2 separate regions of the Homo sapiens genome follow, and region 2 is linked to region 1. The links are chromatin loops, found by intact Hi-C in ENCODE. Cell type or tissue: OCI-LY7. All regions are shown on one strand. Links, peaks and the distances in the headings refer to the core of each region. The heading gives the core; the rest is flanking DNA.

Evidence for each region. A loop is a pair of places that touch in the nucleus more often than their neighbours do. Peaks named below come from ENCODE experiments on the same cell type or tissue, not always from the same donor. Only the 100,000 strongest peaks of a DNase experiment are listed, where the experiment ranks them.
Region 2: a loop joins it to region 1, with 2.4 times the contacts of the local background. A loop is called at or near these places in 12 of 110 quality-filtered maps.

What each region holds. Positions count from the first base shown.
Region 1 is chr10:32,991,835-33,000,229 of GRCh38, reverse strand. The region is part of intron 2 of ITGB1-DT (ITGB1 divergent transcript); the gene reads right to left. Among named protein-coding and RNA genes, the nearest start is that of ITGB1-DT, 13 kb to the right of the region's middle. RefSeq lists an enhancer at 4,355-4,855. In OCI-LY7, for the core only: CTCF peaks have their summits at 3,618 and 4,036; a DNase peak (open chromatin) is centred at 4,329; H3K4me3 peaks cover 1,638 bases; H3K27ac peaks cover 1,979 bases.
Region 2 is chr10:32,913,423-32,921,817 of GRCh38, reverse strand. It overlaps ITGB1 (integrin subunit beta 1), which reads left to right. Exons shown (of 16, transcript NM_002211.4): 10 at 1,433-1,573; 11 at 1,734-1,933. Among named protein-coding and RNA genes, the nearest start is that of SNORA86, 16 kb to the right of the region's middle. In OCI-LY7, for the core only: no CTCF peak of the experiment used is centred there; no DNase peak of the experiment used is centred there.

The DNA of each region.
Region 1 (8,395 bases), core at 295-8,294:
AAATCAGTAGCATTTCCATGTAGCAATAAAGTTCAAGCCGAGAGCCAAATCAAGAACACAATCCCATTTACAATAGCCACCAAAAAAATAAGATATCTAGGAATACACTTACCCAACGGGGTGAAAGATCTCTACAAAGAGAACTACAAAACAGTGCTAAAAGAAATCATAGATGACACAAACAAATGGGAAAACATTTCATGCTCATAGATTGGAAGAATCAATATTGTTAAAATGGCCATACTGCTCAAAGCAGTCTACAGATTCAATGCTATTCCTTTCAAACTACCAACATCATTTTTCACAGAATTAGGAAAAACTATTCTAAAATGCATATGCAACCAAAAAGAGCATGAATAGCCAAAGCTGTTCTAAGCAAAAAGAACAAAGCTAGAGACATTCATTACTGTACTTCAAACTATACTGTAAGGCTGCAATAACCAAAACAGCATGGTATTGGTACAAAAACAGACATATACACTAATGGAACTCAATAAAGAACTCAGACATAAAGCCACACATCTACAGCCATCTGACCTTTGACAAAGTTGACAAAAATAAGCAATGGGGAAAGAACTCCCTATTCAATAAATGGTGCTGGGATAACTGGCTAGCTATATGCAGAAGAATAAAACTGGACTCCTACCTTTCACCATATACAAAAATTAACTCAAGGTGGATTAAAGACTTAAATGTTTGTGACCTCACACTGTAAGAAATGTAGAAGAAAACCTAGGAAACACCATTCTGGACATCAGCCTTGGGAAAGAATTTATGACTAAATCCTGAAAAGCAAATGCAACAAAAACAAAAATTGACAAGTGGGACTTAATTAAACTAACAAGCTTCTACACAGCAAAAGAAATTATTAACGGATTTCTCCCAAATGGGAGAAAATATTTGCAAACTATGCATCCAACAAAGGCCTAATATCCAGAATCTATAAGGAACTTAAACAACTTAACAAACAAAAAACAAATAACCGCATTTAAAAATGGGCAAAAGACATGAACCATTTTCAAAAGAAGACATACAAGCAGCCAACAAACATGTAACAAAATGCTCCACATCACTAATCATCAGATAAATGCAAATCAAAACCACAATGAGATATCATCTCACATCAGTCAGAATGGCTATTATGAAAAAGTAAAAAAAAACACAACAGATATGGGTAAGGCTGTGGAGAAACAGGACTCCTTTACACTGTTGGTGGGAATGTAAATGAGTTCAGGCACTATGGAAAGCAGTTTGGAGACTTCTTAAAAAACTTAGAACTACTATTCAACACAGCAATCTCATTACTGGGTATATATCCAGAAAAAAAGCAAATCAATGCAAGAATAGAAAAACCAAATACCACATATTCTCACTTATAAGTGGGAGCTAAAAGTTGGATACTCATGGACATAAAAATGGCAACAATAGAAACTAGAGACTATTAGAAGTGGTAGGCAAAGACAGGGGGTAAGGATTGGCTAACTAACTATTGGATACTATGCTTAGTACCTGGGTGACAGGATCTTTCATACCCCAAACTTCAGCATCATGCAACATACCCAGGTAACAAACCTGCACATGTACCTCCTGAACCTAGAATAAAAGTTGATTTTTTGGCCAGGCGCAGTGGCTCATGCCTGTAATCCCAGCACTTTGGGAGGGCAAGGAGGGTGGATCACCTGAGGTGAGGAGTGCAAGATCAGCCTGACTGACGTGGAGAAACCCCGTACCTACTAAAAATACAAACATTAGCCGGGCGTGGTGGCACATGCCTGTAATACCAGCTACTCAAGAGGCTGAGGCAGGAGAATTGCTTAAACCCAGGAGGCAGAGGTTACAGTGAGCTGAGATTACGCCATTGCACTTCAGCCTGGGCAACAAGAGTGAAACTCCATCTCAAAAAAAATAAAAAATAAAAACAAGTTTGTCTTTTAAAAAGTGGGAGTAGGGCCATTAGAGGTGATTGGGTCATGAGGGCTCCTCCCTCATGAATGGGATAAAGGCCCTTATAAAGGAGACTTCAGGCAGCATTCAGCTCTCTTGCTCTCCCACCTTCCACCATGTGAGGACACAGCATTCTTCCCCACTGGAGGATGTGGCAACAAGGCTCCATCTTGGAGGCCGAGAGCAGCCTTCATCAGACAACAAACTTGCCGGCGCCTCGATCTTGAATTTCCTAGCCCCTGGAACTGTGAGAAAATAAATTTCTGTTCTTCACAAATGCCCCAATGTGTGGTATTTTGTTATAGCAGTACAAACAGCCTGAGACAAGCCCTGAGTTCATTTGCCAACCAAATGCAGGAAAAGAAAAGATGAGTGAGATGGAGTCAACCATGAGTTCTTCCCTTTTAACACCCATAAGCTTCTTCCCTGTGGGGAAGGCCCTGGTTAAACGCAGGCTTGCATGAGGGAACATGACAGAAATTTCTCCTCTCCTACCATTATTTTTTGGTGTTTTTTGTTCTTTTTGAGACAGTCTTGCTCTGTCACCTAGGCTGTACTGCAGTGGTACAATCATGGCTAACAGCAGCCTTGGCCTCCCTGGCTCAAGCAATTCTCCTCCAACCTCGGCCTTCCAAGTTGCTGGCACTACAGGCATGCACCATTACGCCCAGCTAATTTATTTTTATTTTTTGTAGAGATGGGGTATCACTATATTTCCCAGGCTGGCCTCAAACTCCTGGCTCAAGCAACCCTCCTTCCCTGGACTCCCAAAATACTGGGATTACAGGCATGAGCCACTATTTCTGGCCTCCTACTATTGTTTATTTCATTTCTCCCCTCTTGATTTATCTTTCATTAAACCAGTTTTCATATCTTCTTCTTTTGTGTTTTTTTAATGGACTAGACAGCTCTATGTATTCACTCTACCAGTAGATTATTTTATGTGTATATATATATATATATATATATATATATATATATTTTTTTTTTTTTTGAGACAGATCTCGCTCTGTCACCCAGACTAGAGTTCAGTGGTGTGATCTCGGCTCACTGCAACCTCCACCTCCCAGGTTCAAGCAATTCGGTTGCCTCAGCCTCCTGAGTAGCTGGGATTACAGGCATGCACCACCAGGCCCAGCTAATTTTTGTATTTTTGAGACCGGGTTTCACCATGTTCGTCAGGCTGGTCTTGAACTCCTGACCTCGGGATCTGCCCACCTCAGCCTCCCAAAGTGCTGGGATTACAGATGTGAGCCACCACGCCCAGCCTATTATTATATTTTAACAAAGAAATGTGATTGGGACCTTTTGCAAGCTTTTACTTTTTCCTCCCTCCCTCTCTCCTGCCTCAAGGTTTTAGTGAATAATCTGCCTAATTTTTCAGATGCTCAAAAAATTATTTTCTTATACCTCTTCTTTTTCAAGATTATTTTTAATTGCATCACACTTCACTTATGAAAATTTATTTAGATTTAATTCTATGTTTCATTGAAGTTTTACTAGTTACTACTCTCCTGTATATTGTGGGTTTTTTCTTTTTTGTCATTTTTACTCTGTTTTTATTTAACTAGAGTATTTTCACAAGTAATTATCCAAAAAGTGCACATCATTGCTATACATTTACTTCTGAATCCCTGAATATCTAGGATGGTGAGTTAGACTCCTTTGCTTTGTTAACTTGCCACTATGGTTAAGTCTCAGAGCCTTCACAGTTCTTAACATTAGAAATGGGCTTTTGAAAAATAAGGCCATCATAAATTGGTGAACTTTTTCAATCTGCAGACACAGCCCTTTTTTCAGCTCTGGGGAAGTATTTTCTACTATTCACTGATTGTTTGTTCTTCATTGCATTTTTTTCTTGCATTTACAACTCCCGTTATTTTTAGATTGGACTTCCAAATCTGTTCTCCAAGATACTTATCCTTTCTCATGACCTCTCTCTTATGTGCACATTCTGTCAATATCATTCAGTGTTTGGAATTGTCTATTATATTATTCACTGTTGTTATTTAGATTTATATTTTGAAAATTATGGTTTAAGTTTTTTTCCAAAGAATTATTTCAGAGTATTTCTTTTTCATGAAAGACATTTTTAAAAGTGATCTCTCCAACCATTGTGAATCTGAATTAGAATATTTCTTCTAAACTCTCTCCTGGTTCCTGTTTCAGAAAGGTTCATTTGTTCTAAGTGGTCAATCTGGTGCCCTCCTTTTCACCAGACGGTTCTACCCATCTGTGGTTTGTTATTATTGTCTAGCTTATTTAGTATTATTAGCTGGAACAAGTTTCTTAAGTTCTTGCAGAGCTCTGGCTCTGGGATTTCCCCAAAGGAAATGGTCTGAGAGTTGATAAACAAGAGGGCTTGAGCTTTTTCTCAGCGGGGCTAGGGCTGAGGACACACAGCAGGTGAACAGGGCTCCTCTTCCGGTTGTGCTAATTCCTCTCCATCAAGGCAGGCAGCAGTGGGTCAGAGTGACAAGTCTCACTGAATCTGCTCCTCTGACTGCCTGAGGAGATTTGGGGCAGTGAGAGGACCCCCTCAAACAAGGCTTCTGACCACGGAGTCCACGGGCTTCCCCAGGAAAGGTGAGCAAGAGCACATGGTCTTTCCTGTAATGTGATTTCCACTCTACACCCTCTGTATTCATTTTCTCTTGCTGTGTAACAAAGTACCACAACTTAATGGCTTAAATCAGCACGCATTTGTTATCTCATGGTTCCCACGGTCCAGGAGTCCAGGTACAGCTGGATCCCCTGCAAGGCTACAATCAGTGTTGGCCGTAGCTACAGTTCTCATATGGAGCTCCAGGTCCTCTTCCAAGCTCATTTGGGTGTCTGGCAGAATTCACTTCCTTGCGACTGTATGACCGAGATCCCTGTGTTCTTGCTAGGAACTACCCTCAGTTCTTAAAGGCCACTTGCAGTCTCTTGCCACATGGCCTTCAAAGGCAGTTCATTTGCTCTTTTCCAGGTCAGCAGAAGCAAATCTCTGACTTCTAACTTTCTTCCAATCTGCTCCATGGGAGTCTCATAAAATGTGATGCAATGAAGGGAGTGATTATGCCACCACCATGTGCCACATGATGCAGTCTAATTAATGGAGCAATTATCCCGTGATAGTCAAAGATTCCCTCCACACTCCCGCATTTCCTCCACAAATAAGCTATGTACATCTGGGGTTGGGAGTTGGGACCCGCTTAGAATTTTGCCTTCCACGCTTGTACACTGTTGATGAGAGTGTAAATTAGTTCAACCATTGTGGAAGACAGTGTGGCGATTCCTCAAAGACCTAAAAACAGAAATACCTTTCAACCCAGCAATCCCATTACTGGGTGTATTCCCAAAGGATTATAAACCATCCCATCATAAAACACATGCATGCATATGTTCACCACAGGCCTATTCACAACAGCAAAGACATGGAATCAACCTAAATGCACATCAATGGTAGACTGGATAAAGAAAATGTGGTATATATACATCGTGGAATACTATGCAGCCATAAAAAAGAATGAGATAATATCCTTTGCAGGAACATGGATGGAGCTGGAGGCCATCATCCTTAGCAAACTAATGCAGGACCATAAAACCAAATACTGCATGTTGTCACTTATAAGTAGGAACTAAATGAGAACACATGGACACATAGAGGGTGACAATACACACTGGAGCCTATCAGAGGGTGGAGAGTGGGAGGAGGTAGAGGATCAGGAAAAATAACTAATGGATACTACCTGGGTGATGAAATAATCTGTAAAACAAACCCCTATGACACAAAGTTTATCTATATAACAAACCTGCTCATGTACCCCTGGACTTAAAAGTTAAATTAAAAAAAAAAAAAAAGAATTTTGCCTTCCACAATCTCAGAAGTATAAGAATACCTTTTAGTTTCCAGTGGCAGATAGAATTTCTCCTTCTATGTTTGTTGAGTTGCTTTAATAAAGAACTAGTGGGGGAGGGCAGATAGAATTTCTCCTTCTATGTTTGTTGAGTTGCTTTAATAAAGAACTGGTAGGGGAGGGGGATGGTGGGGAGGCAGAATATCAAAGGTGTATGTTTAAGATACCACATTTAGGCTGGGCGCGGTGGCTCAAGTCTGTAATCTCAGCACTTTGGGAGGTTGAGGTGGGTGGATCATGAGATCAGGAGTTCGAGACCAGCCTGGCCAACATGGTGAAACCCTGTCTCTACTAAAAATACAAAAATTAGCCAGGTGTGGTGGCGCATGCCTGTAATCCCAGCTACTCAGGAGGCTGAGGCAGGAGAATCACTTGAACCCAGGAGGCGGAGGTTGCAGTATGCCGGGATTAAGCCACTGCACCCCAGCCTGGGAGACAAAGCAAGTGTCTCAAAAAAGAAAGCAAGACTCAAAGCAAGTGTCTCAAAAAAAAAAAAAAAGATACCACATTTAATTGCTCAAATAATTAAACTTTCACCTTAATGAATTGATCAGCATTTATTAAATGTAAGATAGTACCTTAATGGTTGTTTTCACCATTGCAAAATGTTCTTCAAACAAATGAACCAAATTGATATATAAATAAAACATATATTTGAGGCAGTGTATTTATTTTAATTAATAGAATTTTTTTAGAACAGTTATAGATTAACAGAAAAATTGGTCACAGAGTAAAGAGCGTTCCCATATACCCACTACACACACATACACATCCATAATTTTCCCTATTACTAGCATCTTGAATTAGTATGATGCATTTGTTATAATTAATGAGCCAATATTGATACATTATTATTATTAAAGTCCATAGTTGACTTTAGGATTCACTCCTTGTGTTATGCATTCTGTAAGTTTCGCCAAATGCATAATTATATATATCCATCATTACAGTGTCCTACAGAATAGTTTTAGAACTATATATTTTAATCAAGAAGGTTTTTGTTTTGTTTTGTTTTGTTTTTCTAAGATGAAGTCTCACTCTGTTGCCCAGACTGGAGTGCAGTGGTAGAATCTCAGCTCACTGCAACCTCCGCCTCAAGCAATTCTTCTATCTCAGCCTCCCCAGTAGCTGAGACTACAGGTGCACGCCAGCATGCTCAGCTAATTTTTGTATTTTTAGTAGAGACAGGGTTTTATCATGTTGGCCAAGCTGGTCTGGAACTCCTGGCCTCAAGCAATCTGCCCGCCTCAGCCTCCCAATGTACTGGGATTAGAAGCATAAGCTACTGTGCCTGGCCCCAAGAAGTTTTTTTAGTCTGATGTTTTTCCTGTCATGGGTCATCTGTGTGACCCTTTCAGGCAAATGTGGGTGTCTAGACAGCATGTCATCAGATTTGGGTATAACAGAGCCTTCTGTGACTAAGTAGAGTTGACCTGAGTCCCTACTATTCAAAATTGGTTATTAGGGAGGATGTGGTTCAATCTGCTTAAGAAGAATGCAGTCTCTGGGGAAGGAATTTTAAAACAGAGTAATTTTGGTCCAAACTAAGGCCCAGTGGCATAAAAGAAATGTGAGTTTCCAGAAATAAAATTATCCTGAGGTGCTCTGGAAAAGACACTGTAGAGAGAAGACAAGCAACAGACTGGGAGAAAAGTAATTGCAAAGACCTATCTGATAAAGGACTGCTATCCAAAATATGTATACAAGGAACTCTTGGAACTCAACAATAAGAAAACAAACAACCTGATATGGTTTGGCTGTGTCCCCACCCAAATCTTATCTTGAATTGTAGCTCCCATAATTCCCACATGTTGTGGGAGGGACCCAGTGGGAGGTAATTGAATCATGGGAGTAAGTCTTTCCTGTGCTGCTCTCAAGATAGTGAATAAATCTCACAAGAGCTAATGGTTTTATAAAGGGGAGTTTCTGTGCACACACTCTCCTGCCTGCTGCCACGTAAGACGTGCCTTTTGCCTGCCGCCATGTAATATGTGCCTTTGCTCCTCCTTCGCCTTCTGCCATGATTGTGAGGTCTCCCCAGCCATGCTGAACTGTGAGTCAATTAAACTTTTTTCCTTTACAAATTACCCAGTGTCGGGTATGTTTTTATTAGCACGTGAGAATGGACTAATAGACAACTTAGTTAAAAAAGTAGGCAAAAGATCCAAATAGATACCTCACCGTAAAAGATATGTAGAAGGCCAATAAACATATTAAAGATGCTTAACATCAAATTTTGTTAGTCAATTGCCAAAAACAATAGTGAGATACCATTATATACACTTATTAGAATGACCAAAACTCAGAATACAGATAACTCTAAATGCTGGTAAGGATGTGAAGCAGCAGGAACTTTCATTCCTTGCTGGTAGGAATACAAAATGGTACAGCCGCTTTGGAAGACAGTTTGGAAGTTTCTTAGAAAACTAAACATACTCTTACCATACATTCCAGCAATTGCACTCCTTGGAATTTACCCAAATAAGTTTAAAATTTAGGTCCACAAACACCAAAAAAAAGAGTTATCAAGCTGGGTGCAGTGGCTCATG
Region 2 (8,395 bases), core at 320-8,319, 78 kb after region 1:
CTATTTCAGGAGGTACACACTCATATATACGTATACCATAAAATATATAAAAATGTAAATATACATGTGATTTGCCTATTTCAAAAAGATTTATAGTGTTGTTTTCCCCTCACAGATGGGAGGAAGTTGAATTGAAATTAAAGAGGAATTGGCTTATCCTTTTTGAGCATAATTCAGTGTACTTTAATCACACCGAGTTAGCCTTCATTAATAATCATTTAAATAATCTGAAGGCGGTTGTAATTTGGTAGGTAACCCTTGTGTGTCTCGTGCACCACTTTCAGCCCCCATCCCCCTAACCCTTTGGCAGCTTGAATTTTAGACATTTTTACTTCATGTCATGGGGGTACCATAACGCTTTGGAAAGGCCAGCCTACCATATGAGGCTTCCCTTTTTTATGGGGTACCATAATGGTTTGGAAAGGCCTGACTTGGAGGGGTTTTTATAAAGGTTTTTAATATTTTACTTGTTCCACAGCTTTTCCCATTCTCCCCTGTCTTAGATAATTTTCCTAACTCTTGTTCTTTCAGGGGTGTGAACAAGAGATAGCTTGCCATTGTACCCTTCTCCATTTGTCCTGAATAGTCTCATATGTTAAACAAGCCCTGGCTTGAATCCTTCCTTCTTGGGGGATTTTGTTTTTTTTTTTTTTTGGCTGGGCTACAATGGTTCCTTAAGCAAATTTGTTCCTAGACTGCATAGTTGATTGTTTACCCTAGTCCATAGTTAGCTGGAGAGGTAGGACTACAGAAATGCCATTTTGCCGATGGGGAAGACAGCATTTATTTCGTTTTTTTTTGGGGGGTTTCTGTTTTTGTTTTTGTTTTTGTTTTTTAGATGGAGTCGCACTCTGTTGCTCAGGCTGGAGTGCAGTGGTGTGATCTTGGCTCACTGCAACCCCTGCCTCCCGGGTTCAGGCGATTCTTCTGTCTCAGCCTCCCGAGTAGCTGGGATTACAGGTGCACACTGCCATGCTTGGATAAATTTTTTTTTTTTTTTGTATTTTAGCGGAGATGGGGTTTCACTGTGTTGGCCAGGCTGGTCTCCAACTCCTGAGCTCAGGCAGTCCACCTACCTTGGCCTCCCAAAGTGCTGGGATTACAGGTGTGAGCTACCACACCCGGCCTATTCCACATTTTTAAGACTCCTCCTAATTAGTAACAGCCCTCTGCACTGTGTGATCCTGAGTATTTTAACTCAGTGATTAAAACAGGAATACTCTTTTCAATTGTGTATTTTATTTTAAAGATTTGATCCTTATTAATTAAAACCTGTTTCTCTGGCCTCTGTGTTTTCTAGTTACTCAATTGGATTTGGCTTGTAGATACTTTATTGAAATATATTTTTTTCTGAGCAGTTTATCCATTGGTTTTATGCATTCAAGTAGCATTTTGTTTGACTTTTCCTGTGTATAATTAGGCATTCTTTTAGTCCCTTTCCTCAGAAGTCATTTTGGAAAACGGCAAATTGTCAGAAGGCGTAACAATAAGTTACAAATCTTACTGCAAGAACGGGGTGAATGGAACAGGGGAAAATGGAAGAAAATGTTCCAATATTTCCATTGGAGATGAGGTATGTTGTATAAAGCATTTTCTGTAGAAAACATTGGTTATTTATAAGCAAATTTAGTTTATAGTTTGAGAAACATTAAAATAAGTGAGCAACTTTTTGAAATATTTTTTAGTAGATTTAAATTGTTTAGTTGGTTGTTAATCTTTTTTTTCCCTTCAAGGTTCAATTTGAAATTAGCATAACTTCAAATAAGTGTCCAAAAAAGGATTCTGACAGCTTTAAAATTAGGCCTCTGGGCTTTACGGAGGAAGTAGAGGTTATTCTTCAGTACATCTGTGAATGTGAATGCCAAAGCGAAGGCATCCCTGAAAGTCCCAAGTGTCATGAAGGAAATGGGACATTTGAGTGTGGCGCGTGCAGGTAAGCTGGGTGTTGTCAGACAGTGACAGAGCTACATTGGTTTAGAGAGTATAGGCAGGTCATATTTTGGGACATCCAGAGAATATCTCTCTATTTGGAGCAAATTATTTTTTCCAACCACGGTTGCTCACCACAAGATCAGTTTGATGATCTTGTGTGTGATATTTATAGAAAGTTCCTTCCTGCCTTTTTTTCTTAAAGTGATTACTCTTTAAAATAAAAGATTTTATAGCCATGAAAGAAGTATATTCAACAAATTGTTAAGGTAGCGTTTCTCTCATGTGAGAGCAATCAATTTTCTAGAACAAAATAAGCTTGTGTAAAATAACGTTTATAGGAAAATGTTTTGGAAAAACATCAAACCGATGATGGCGATTTCGTCTGGGAAATGGAATTATGAAGCAGTAGAAGATGTTTGTCTTGTACTACATGTACTTCTGCATTGTTGGAATAATTTTTAAAAAATAAATATGTGTTGTAAAATACAAAAGAGAAAATGGTATTTTCAGTATGTAGAATCTAGTACTAAGAAAACTAACAAAATTACTTCAGATTTTATTTTCACACTGTGGTTACTTTTTGTAATTGAAAATGAAAAACTGAGTATACATTGAATACCGCTTTCTCTGTAAAAGAATAGGAAGAGGGAAGAGTGTTTAATCCAGTGTCAGCCCCAAAAGACTAGGCTTAGAAGGCTATTGACTATGAAAGAAATATATGGCTTTAGCTCACTATCAATTTTTAATTGTCTGTGCTAAGTAACAATTTAAATGTTAGAGTTTCTTTATCTTCCATGTTGTACATATCCTGTTTTAATCATGCAGGTCCATTTTTAGTAAAATGTCATTTAACCAAAAAGATTATCTTGAAAATACTTTGCCTTTCTTTCCTTTATATTTTTACCAGATACAGAATCAGTGCAGTCAGTGTCCATGAGCATTATGTGTTCTAAAAATACACAGGGAACCTGAAAAGTCTGCACATGTAGGATATATTTATTTTTAAATAGTATACTAGTTATATTTTAAGTGGTATACACAGTATGTTTTTTTTCAACTTCCATACACTTTTTTGCATGTGTTTATTGTATTTTTTTAGGTTAACAGACCATTGCTTTAAATTTAGACAGTTCACCTGGAATAGTAAATGTAATAGCATACCATTTGAAAATGTAACTAACGTGCTCTTTAAAATTAAGTTTATTCTGCCTTTCCACATGTGTCATTCACTATTCATTGCTAGATTACATTTTTGTCTTGACCAAAATGGTTACTTTCCTGAAGAAATTTTTTTCCTAGACTCTTGCATATATTCCATATGAACTTGAGTGGCTGGAATGTACATGTGCGCCTGTGTATGTTTGTCCCTGCTTGCACATGTGTGTACACTTTACTACACGACTGTGACTTGTGGCATGGACACTCCCACCTAACAGATTAGGAGCTTGAAGAGATTTTTTATAGTTTTATTTTCTTTCCCAGTTTTTCCCTTTTAAATTATTATTATTATTATTCCCTCCAAGATGATTCTTCTTCTTTTTTATTATACTTTAATTTCTAGGGTACATGTGCAAAACGTGCAGGTTTGTTCCATATGTATACATGTGACATGTTGGTGTGCTGCACCCATTAACTCGTCATTTACATTAGGTATATCTCCTAATGCTATCCCTGCCCCCTACCCCCACCTTATGACAGGCCCCAGTGTGTGATGTTCCCCACCCTGTGTCCAAGTGTTCTCATTGTTCAGTTCCCACCTATGAGTGAGAAGGTGCAGTGTTTGGTTTTCTGTCCTTGCGATAGTTTTCTCAGAATGATGGTTTCCAGCTTCATCCATGTCCCTACAAAGGACGTGAACTCATCATTTTTTATGGCTGCATAGTATTCCATGTTGTATATGTGCCACATTTTCTTAATCCAGTCTATCATTGATGGACATTTGGGTTGGTTCCAAGTCTTTGCTATTGTGAATAGTGCCGCAGTAAACATACGTGTGCACGTGTCTTTATAGCAGCATGATTTATAATTCTTTGGGTATATACCCAGTAATGGGATGGCTGGGTCAAATGGTATTTCTAGTCCTAGATCCTTGAGGAATCGCTACACTGTCTTCCACAATGGTTGAACTAGTTTACAGTCCCACCAGCAGTGTAAAAGTGTACCTATTTCTCCACATCCTCTCCAGCACCTGTTGTTTTCCTGACTTTTTAATGATCGCCATTCTAACTGGTGTGAGATGGTATCTCATTGTGGTTTTGATTTGCATTTCTCTGATGGCCAGTGATGATGAGCATTTTTTCATGTGTCTGTTGGCTGCATAAATGTCTCCTTTTGAGAAGTGTCTGTTCATATCCTTCTCCCACTTTTTGGTGGGGTTGTTTGATTTTTTCTTGTAAATTTGTTGGAGTTCTTTGTAGATTCTGGATATTAGCCCTTTGTCAGATGGGTAGATTGTAAAAATTGTGTCCCATTCTGTAGGTTGCCTGTTCACTCTGATGGCAGTTTCTTTTGCTGTGCAGAAGCTCTTTAGTTTAATTAGATCCCATTTGTCAATTTTGGCTTTTGTTGCCATTGCTTTTGGTGTTTTAGTCATGAAGTCCTTGCCTATGCCTATGTCCTGAATGGTATTGCCTAGATTTTCTTCTGAGGTTTTTATGGTTTTAGGTCTGACATCTAAGTCTTTAATCCATCTTGAATTAATTTTTGTATAAGGTGTAAGGAAGGGATCCAGTTTCAGCTTTCTCCATATGGCTAGCCAGTTTTCCCAGCACCATTTATTAAATAGGGAATCCTTTCCCCATTTCTTGTTTTTGTCAGGTTTGTCAAAGATCAGATGGTTGTAGATGTGTGGTATTATTTCTGAGGGCTCTGTTCTGTTCCATAGGTCTATATCTCTGTTTTGGTACCAGTACCATGCTGTTTTGGTTACTGTAGCCTTGTAGTATAGTTTGAAGTCAGGTAGCGTGATGCCTCCAGCTTTGTTCTTTTGGCTTAGGATTGTCTTGGCAATGCAGGCTCTTTTTTGGTTCCATATGAACTTTAAAGTAGTTTTTTCCAATTCTATGAAGAAAGTCATTGGTAGCTTGATGGGGATGGCATTGAATCTCTAAATTACCTTGGGCAGTATGGCCATTTTCACGATATTGATTCTTCCTATCCATGAGCATGGAATGTTCTTCCATTTGTTTGAGTCCTCTTTTATTTCGTTGAGCAGTGGTTTGTAGTTCTTCTTGAAGAGGTCCTTCACATCCCTTGTAGGTTGTATTCCTAGGTATTTTATTCTCTTTGAAGCAGTTATGAATGGGAGTTCACCCATAATTTGGCTCTCTGTTTGTCTGTTATTGGTGTACAGGAATGCCTGTGATTTTTGCACATTGATTTTTGTATCCTGAGACTTTGCTGAAGTTGCTTATCAGCTTAAGGAGATTTTGGGCTGAGACGATGGGGTTTTCTAAATATACAATCATGTCATCTGCAAACAGGGACAATTTGATTTCCTCTTTTCCTAATTAACTGATGGGCTTCCCTTTGTGGGAATATTGTTATGTGTTATTTCTTTCTCCTGCCTGATTGCCCTGGCCAGAACTTCCAACACTGTGTTGAATAGGAGTGGTGAGAGAGGGCATCCCTGTCTTGTGCCAGTTTTCAAAGGGAATGCTTCCAGTTTTTGCCCATTCAGTATGATATTGGCTGTGGGTTGATCATAAATAGCTCTTATTATTTTGAGACACATCCCATCAATACCTAGTTTATTGAGAGTTTTTAGCATGAAGGGCTGTTGAATTTTGTCGAACACCTTTTCTGCATTTATTGAGATAATCATGTGTTTTTTGTCTTAGGTTCTGTTTATATGATGGATTACGTTTATTGATTGCCTGTGTTGAACCAGTCTTGCCCAGGGATGAAGCCAACTTGATTGTGGTGGATAAGCTTTTTGATGTGCTGCTGGATTTGGTTTGCCAGTATTTTACTGAGGATTTTTGCATCGATGTTCATCAGGGATATTGGTCTAAAATTCTCTTTCTTTGTTGTGTCTCTGCCAGGCTTTGGTATCAGGATGATGCTGGCCTCATAACGTGAGTTAGGGAGGATTCCCTCTTTTTCTATTGATTGGAATAGTTTCAGAAGGAATGGTACCAGCTTCTGTTTGTACCTCTGGTAGAATTCGGCTGTGAATCCGTCTGGTCTTGGACTTTTTTTGGTTGGTAGGCTATTAATTATTGCCTCCATTTGAGAGCCTGTTATTGGTCTATTCAGTGATTCAACTTCTTCCTGGTTTAGTCTTGGGAGGGTGTATTTGTCCAGGAATTTATCCATTTCTTCTAGATTTTCCAGTTAATTTGCATAGTGGTGTTTATAGTATTCTCTGATGGTAGTTTGTATTTCTGTTGGATCGGTGGTGATATCCCCTTTATCATTTTTTATTGCATCTATTTGATTCTTCTCTTTTCTTCTTTATTAGTCTTGCTAGCGGTCTGTCAATTTTGTTGATCATTTCAAAAAACCAGCTCCTGGATTCATTGATTTTTTGAAGGGCTTTTTATGTCTCTATCTCCTTCAGTTCTGCTCTGATCTTAGTTATTTCTTGCCTTCTGCTAGCTTTTGAATGTGTTTGCTCTTGCTTCTCTAGTTCTTTTAATTGTGATGTTAGGGTGTCCATTTTAGATCTTTCCTGCTTTCTCTTGTGGGCATTTAGTGCTATAAATTTCCCTCTACACACTGCTTTAAATGTGTCCCAGAGATTCTGGTATGTTGTGTCTTTGTTCTCACTGGTTTCAAAGAACATCTTTATTTCTGCCTTCATTTTGTTATGTATCCAGTAGTCATTCAGGAGCAGGTCATTTAGTTTCCATGCAGTTGAGCAGTTTTGAGTGAGTTTCTTAATCTTGAGTTCTAGCTTGATTGCACTGTGGTCTGAGAGACAGTTTGTTATAATTTCTGTTATTTTACATTTGCTGAGGAGTGCTTTGCTTCCAATTATGTAGTCAGTTTTGCAATAAGTGCGGTGTGGGGCTGAGAAGAATGTATATTCTGTTGTTTTGGGATGGAGAGTTCTGTAGATGTCTATTAGGTCCACTTGGTGCAGAGCTGAGTTCAGTTCCTGGATATCCTTGTTAACTTTCTGTCTCGTTGGTCTGTCTAATGTTGACAATGTGGTGTTAAAGTCTCCCATTATTATTGTGTGGGAGTCTAAGTCTCTTTCTAGGTCTCTCAGGACCTGCTTTATGAATCTGGGTGCTCCTGCATTGGGTGCATATATATTTAGGATAGTCAGCTCTTCCTGTTGAATTGATCCCTTTACCATTATGTAATGGCGTTCTTTGTCCCTTTTGATCTTTGTTGGTTTAAAGTCTGTTTTTTCAGAGACTAGGTTTGCAACCACTGCCTTTTTTTGTTTTCCATTTGCTTGGTAGATCTTCCTTCATCCCTTTATTTTGAGCCTGTGTTTGTCTCTGCACGTGAGATGGGTCTCCTGAATACAGCACACTGATGGGTCTTGACTCTTTATCCAATTTGCCAGTCTGTGTCTTTTAATTGGAGCATTTTGCCCATTTACATTTAAGGTTAATATTGTTATGTGTGAATTTGATCCTGTCATTATGATGTTAGCTGGTTATTTTGCTCATTAGCTGATGCAGTTTCTTCCTAGCATCGATGGTCTTTACAATTTGGCATGTTTTTGCAGTGGCTGGTACCAGTTGTTCCTTTCCATGTTTAGTGCTTCCTTCAGGAGCTCTTGTAAGGCAGGCCTGGTGGTGACACAATCTCTCAGCATTTGCTTGTCTGTAAAGGATTTTATTTCTCTTTCACTTAAAGCTTAGTTTGGCTTAATATGAAATTCTGGGTTGAAAATTCTTTTCTTTAAGAATGTTAAATATTGGCCCCCACTCTCTTCTGGCTTGTAGAGTTTCTGCCGAGAGATCTGCTGCTAGTCTGATGGGCTTCCCTTTGTGGGTAACCCAACCTTTCTCTCTGGCTGCCCTTAACATTTTTTCCTTCATTTCAACTTTGGTGAATCTGACAATCATGTGTCTTGGAGTTGCTCTTCTCAAGGAGTATCTTTGTGGCTTTCTCTGTATTTCCTGAATTTGAATGTTGGCCTGCCTTGCTAGGTTGGGGAAGTTCTCCTGGATAATATCCTGAAAAATGTTTTCCAACTTGGTTCCATTCTCCCTGTCACTTTCTGGTACACCAATCAGACATCGATTTGGTCTTTTCACATAGTCCCATATTTCTTGGAGGCTTTGTTCGTTTCTTTTTACTCTTTTTTTTCTCTAAACTTCTCACTTCATTTCATTCATTTGATCTTCAATCACTGATATCCTTTCTTCCACTGGATCGAATCGGCTACTGAAGCTTGTGCATGCATCACATGGTTCTCATGCCATGGTTTTCCGCTCCATCAGGTCATTTAAGGTCTTCTCTACGCTCTTTATTCTAATTAGCCATTCGTCTAGTCTTT